Regions from separate parts of the Homo sapiens genome. Here region 1 is linked to region 2. Evidence: chromatin contacts called from ENCODE Hi-C data. All regions are on one chromosome and are shown on one strand. The core of a region is the stretch at or near the end of the contact, and the rest is flanking DNA. Distances in the headings are between cores, read along the strand shown. Region 1 holds the start of TAC1 (tachykinin precursor 1). Region 2 holds the start of DLX6 (distal-less homeobox 6).

Region 1 (2,965 bases), core at 140-2,639, 730 kb before region 2:
CGCTTTCCGCTCTTTCCTCCCAGCCCGGGGACCTTCCCTCATCTGCTGCGCCGCCACCTGACTTTGTCTTGTCTCGGTGCCGGCTTTGTAGAGTCCTCACCGCCCTAAATGCACACAGGTGTGTGGGATCTGGGGCTGGGGCTCCGGTGGGGAAGGGTGACAACGCTTTACAGACGACTTTCACCGTTTTTCCGAGGCGCGCTCCCCAGCGCCTGTAGCCTACGAGTTTCTAAAGGGAGACTTCAAGCTACATCCTCAGGTCCGCAAAACAAACGTGAAGGCAGGAAATTAACTTCCCTCCAGCCTCCGGCCCTCCAATCCCCCTGCAGCTCGCGCGTGTGCCCGCTGCTGCCCGCGACCCAGGCGCCCTCCTCTGCCCGTGCCCAGACGCTAGGGCAGTGCAGCTGGACCGGAGCCCCCGAAATCCCAGGTCCTGGGGGATGAAATCTTACGAGATTTCCCGCCTTGTGAGGATCTCGGGCTCATCCGGGAGGGCATCCCTACTGCAGGGAGTTCCTGGGCCGGACGGTGCAGCCCTCGGGAAGAAACTTGAATCGTGGGCACAAAATCCCGTGGGGAACCCGGGAAATAGTGCCCCTTTCCATCCTCTCGCACGCAACCGCTGCCTCTTTCCGTGGTGGCGGTGCGTGCCACGTTAACTAGGGTGCTGTTGCGTGGGAAGGTGACAGCTCCCGAGCCCAGGAAGAAGGGTGCGGGCCGTCCTGGGAAGGGGCCTCACCTTGATCTGGTCGCTGTCGTACCAGTCGGACCAGTAATTCAGATCATCATTGGCTCCTATTTCTTCTGCAAACAGCTGAGTGGAGACAAGAAAAAAGACTGCCAAGGCCACGAGGATTTTCATGTTGGATTTCTGGGAAGGGGTAGGAGGAGAAGACACCAAAGAGAGAAATAATGTATCTATTAGGGGTGGTTATCCAAGAGTTAAAGCAACAGAATTTTCTGCCCCACAACGGATGAACCAAGATCAAAAACATAAGGACTGAAGTCTCACCTGTACCGGTTAGGCGAGAGAATCGCGTCCCAAAGATTCTCCAACCCTCTTCTCCCTGAATCCCAACTCCCCCAGCCCCCTAACCCACCAACCCACACCTTCAAACCAGGAAACTCTGCAGGTGGAAGACAAAGAGGGGCGTTGGCGTTTGGGAAGCCAGTCTCCCCACTGTCCCTCGCCGCAGCGGCGCCCCCAGCGCGGCCACCTCGGACAGATGCGGGGCGGGGTGACCCGGGCAGCCGCGGCCAGCACCGCGCGGGCACTTACTGCGACGGACAGTCCCGCGGGGTGCTGAGTTTCTCTGGTTCCTCCGAGCGCACGCTGGTCGCTCCGCACTCTCGGTAGCTGCCGCCGGGAAGGAGGTCCGAGCGCGCTCTTTCGCCTGCTCAGTGCCTTGCGGTATTTATCCCAGCCTCCTTGAGCCTCCAGACCCACGTGACATTCTCCCCACGCGACTTTCTGCTCAATATTTAATTAGCCGCCTCCTCTCCTTTCGCTTGCGTGATTGAGAGTTTCCGAGACGGTAACTCGTCGATGCCCATAACATCTGGACCCAATTGGGTTCTAAATGACGCAATTTTAGGAAAATCGAGGTCTCGCCATCCAATCCGGAGCGGCCTGCTTCCGTCTGCAGATCTGACGCCCCCTCCCCTCTCCTTCGAAACTGGGTTTCATGACACCTGATATTACTCATCAAATTTGAGCAAAGTGACTCATTCCTTGGACTTCGGTAACTTTTCCGTCCCTCGAGACGTCAGGATAAGTTGCACTTTTCAGGATGGCCAAATAACTGTAGGCATTCAGACATTTCGTCGGAAATCAGGCTAAAAAAAGAGGACTACACTTGAGGGGAGATGCGGGGAAGCATTATTTTCCCTTCTATTTCTAGCTTAATAGTATTTAAGTGTTTCTGAGACACAGCATCGTTCTATAACCAGAACATCCCTCTTCTAAATCAACGCGAATACTGGCTTTTCCTTAGCATAACAAAAGGATGTTTAGTCCCATAGTATTTTAGAAGATGGAAGCAGATTTATTTTACATTTTGGAGAAAGGGGAATTTAAACATGACATTGTGTGTCAGACTTAGGATTTCTTTTGTTTCAAGCCGGGTAACTCCTCTTCCTTGCCACATCCAGGAGCAGGGGTTGAACAGGACGTTTTTTGCTTCTCTCCTACACTTTCTTGCTGAAGACTAGGAAACCAGCAACATAGTGTGTAGGATCCTCACCCTTGTCACTAAAGGGCTCTATAAATCATGTTTCTCCTTTCTATGAAAGTAAGTGTAGTGAAGATGCTAATGGGACAGTCATTAACAGCACAAAATATTAGACAAATAGCATTTGTACAGAAACCACACCTTTCCATGAGCCCTTGGTTGCCTGGCAGACACATTTCTTTGATCTCCAAATGAATTAAAAGATGTGACATCTTTGGTGGAGTAGTTTTCTCCCCTTTACATATGAAGTATTATATTTTTCAATTAATTATGATTTTTTAGTATATTGCATAAAAGAAATAAATTTTTGCAACTCAAACCAGAAGTATTTTTTTCTCTATGTTGTTCTTAAATAATCCTGAATTTGGAAATTCTCATGCATCTCTGATTTCTTTTGGCCTTAGCCTCACAATGTGAGCATTTTATTTTCCGTTTTCAGAACTTTTATATGGAAAATTATAAGCATATCCAAAAGTAGAGAGAAACATCCACTTCCAAGTTTCATCTACAACCCTTCCAGTTTCCTCTGCACTGAGATTATTTTGAAAAAAATCCCAGACAGTTAATCATTTCAACTGTAAATATTTCAGCATGTCTGTATAAAGGTAGGAATTAAAAAAAATAAAAACATATCCACGCCATTATCCCACCTAAAACAACATAAAATAATTCCTTACATTAAATATCCAGTTAGCATTCAAATATTTCTCATTGCTTCCTAATTCCGGCCCACA
Region 2 (2,700 bases), core at 112-2,611:
TAACCAGAGCGAAAGCCAGGCCAGCTTCCCTCCGAGTCACTGAGGAGCACGGGGCGCCCCACGCAAAGTAGGCCACTGCCTGCCCAGCGTGGGCTGGGAAGCAAAACACGCTCCCCAGTTCCGGCCCAGAAATGTCCCCAGCCGGGTCAAACGTGGGTTACAGCCTGGAGGGAAGGAGCAAGGAAAAGGGCGCACAGACCCAGGAGGCTGGAGAGCGCAGTGTGGACTAACTCGTCGAACGAAGCCTGCGCCGGGCCCGGGACTCAGCCCGAACTGCGCGTCGGAAGCTGAGGGTCCGCGGCGGCGGGAAGGGGCCCGGCTGGGAGAGGCCGGCAGGCAGGCGCCAGGCGAGCGGGCGCGCACGGGGCCCGGCCAAGGGCGCGCGGGGCCGCCTGGGGGAGGGGGCCGGCGGAGGCCCGGGCGTCGAGGAAGTGAGCGGGCGGGCGGGGTAGGGGGCAGTCGGGAGGCGGGAGAAGCGAGCTGCCCCAGCGGCCTCTCACCTGTGTCGTCCCCTCGCGTCTGGGCGGCTGCGCTGCTGTTGTGGTAGGACTGGAGGTAAGGGCTGTGCTGCGAGTGGCTCATGTAGGGGTAGGCGGCGAGCGAGCGGTGGTTGTAGGAGTTCCCTCCGCCCGACGCGTAGGGCGAGCCGTGGTGGTGGTGCTGGTGGTGGTGGTGGTGGTGCGAGCCGGCCGCTGCCGCCGCCGCCGCCGAGTGCAGGCAGTGCAGAGGGTAGTGCGCGCCTGCCATGGCCGGGGAGCTCTGCTGCGAGTGCGGCTGCGGCGGCGGCGGCGGCGGCGGCGGCGGCTGTTGCTGTTGCTGCTGCTGCTGCTGCTGCTGTTGCTGCTGCTGCTGCTGCTGCTGCCCGAACTCCATGAAGGCGGATTTGGACGAGTCCTGGCCTTCCAAGCCGTCAGCCATCGTAGTCATGGTCATCATCAAAAACTTTGGGGGCTGGAGAAAGCCTTCTCCCGGGTTTCCTCCACCCTCCCCCACTTGGCTCGCGCCGCTCTCCCCTCTGCAGCCACCTTAGCTCTTTGGATCCTTGCAAAAAAAAAAAAAAAAAAAAAAAAGAATTTAAAGAGGGGGGTGGAGGTGGTTCTCCCTCTCCCTCGCTCTTCTCTAATATATATATATATTTAATATAAAGAGATATAGTGAGCGGGGCCTTGTTAACTCAAAGGGAGGAGGAAGGAGGAGGGATGGGAGAGGAGAGGGGGAGGGGGGAATCTGCTCTCCCCCCGCCTGCTTTCCCCCCTTGGATTTTTTGGGGGCTGGTGCAGTTTAAGGCAGAGATTTTAAGGTGGATTCTGCGAAAGTTGCGCGTCTGCTTTCAGACTTGATGCAGACGCCACGAGTCGAATGGTTTGTCTCCAAAGGGCAGTGCCTCCCCATTGGTCAGTCGCCCCCTGACGTCACAGGCGCACGGCTTCTACTGGCGTGTGCGCGACTTGCAGAGTTCTTCGCCTACCTTCCGCAGTTCCAATCCCAGCCGGAGCTGCAGCCGGGGGCCGCGCTGTGTGGCGCCCGGGGCCGTTGGGGAGGGAGGCGCCTCTGCCCGGCCGGCCGCCGATGCTTCCCGCCGCAGCTCGTGCCCCAAATCCCGGAGCCCCAGTTGCCAATATCTCAGCCTTGAAACAGCCAACTGGGGGCTGCTCTCTTTCAATCCCTTTGCACCCTTGTAGGTTGCCTGTGCTTAGAAGCAGTGACCCCACCCCCGCATTAAATCCAGGCCCCCCTTTCTTGACGTCCCTGCCACTCTGGTCCTACTACACTCTTGTGGGAGCTCCTTGTCACCGTGGATTTTTCTAGACGTATTTTATTGAAACCACAGAAGGAAGACGAACCCTCACACCTGGGCTCCACCCCACTGGGGGGTGGTACAGAAAAAGAAAAATCAGACCCTGTTCTGGCTCGGTCCCTGCCGTTTCAGGCCGTATTTCTTATATATTGTACAAAAGGTTGTGGGGGGGGGGGGCGTCTTTTTTTTCTTTTCAGAACGCAGCAGCGTGTTCTGAAAACGAATCGTTGGAGGACTGACAGTAATGCATTTTTTCCTATTGAAAACAGAAGCTACTGTAATGCTTTCAAATATATGCAAATGATACATGCGGTTAGTGGTTTGGCAAATCTTGATTACAATATAAACTACCCAAGTAAAAGTGCCTTCGTCCTAAATTTGTCTCTCGATTACAATTCCAATTGATTTTATTTTATTGTCAACATTGTTAATGATAAAAATAGAGTCGTTTTACAGTTATTTTTACTTTCTGGAAGGAGGCAATTAGAGTTCTAATCAGGAATACACAAAAATCTCCCATGATTAACTGCAGTACTTTGTTCAAATTGCTGCTATAAAATTCAGAACAATTTGCCTGTAATGATTATGGACTGGGTTTATTTTGGGAGGTGGAATAAAAGTGGATATAGCATAAATTATCCTCTAATTATACACCAGTGTCGCCTCAATTATCCTCTTATCAAAATGGTTGTCTAACTGCCGCATTTAGTTTCAATTCTCTCCTTTTTTTCTATAAAAAGAACTTCATACCTTGTTATTATTAATCCATTTATTATTTGCAAGGGGATTTATATCCGCACATCCAGGTGGTAGAACCACTTCTCTTTCAAAGATGGACTGGGGAAAGACATTAAGTTCGGAGCAGCCCAAGGCTGCGGATCTAGCCTTTCTCCCTCCGGTCT

Evidence for each region. Hi-C counts contacts between places; a loop is a spot of excess contacts on that map. Pooled maps may share reads with other maps.
Region 1: a loop to region 2 is called in a pooled map, with 8 times the contacts of the local background. The contact joins the promoter of TAC1 here to the promoter of DLX6 in region 2. A Hi-C loop is called at or near these places in 4 of 50 pooled maps.

The regions. Positions count from the first base shown.
Region 1 is chr7:97,730,510-97,733,474 of GRCh38, reverse strand. It overlaps TAC1 (tachykinin precursor 1), which reads right to left and starts at 1,389. Exons shown (of 7, transcript NM_003182.3): 1 at 1,280-1,389; 2 at 740-871. The coding sequence starts at 862. RefSeq lists an enhancer at 1,031-2,230.
Region 2 is chr7:97,004,214-97,006,913 of GRCh38, reverse strand. DLX6 (distal-less homeobox 6) reads right to left here and starts at 1,361. Exons shown (of 3, transcript NM_005222.4): 1 at 501-1,361. The coding sequence starts at 936. All of the region lies in intron 1 of DLX6-AS1 (DLX6 antisense RNA 1), which reads left to right. RefSeq lists a silencer at 511-610 and an enhancer at 1,923-2,644.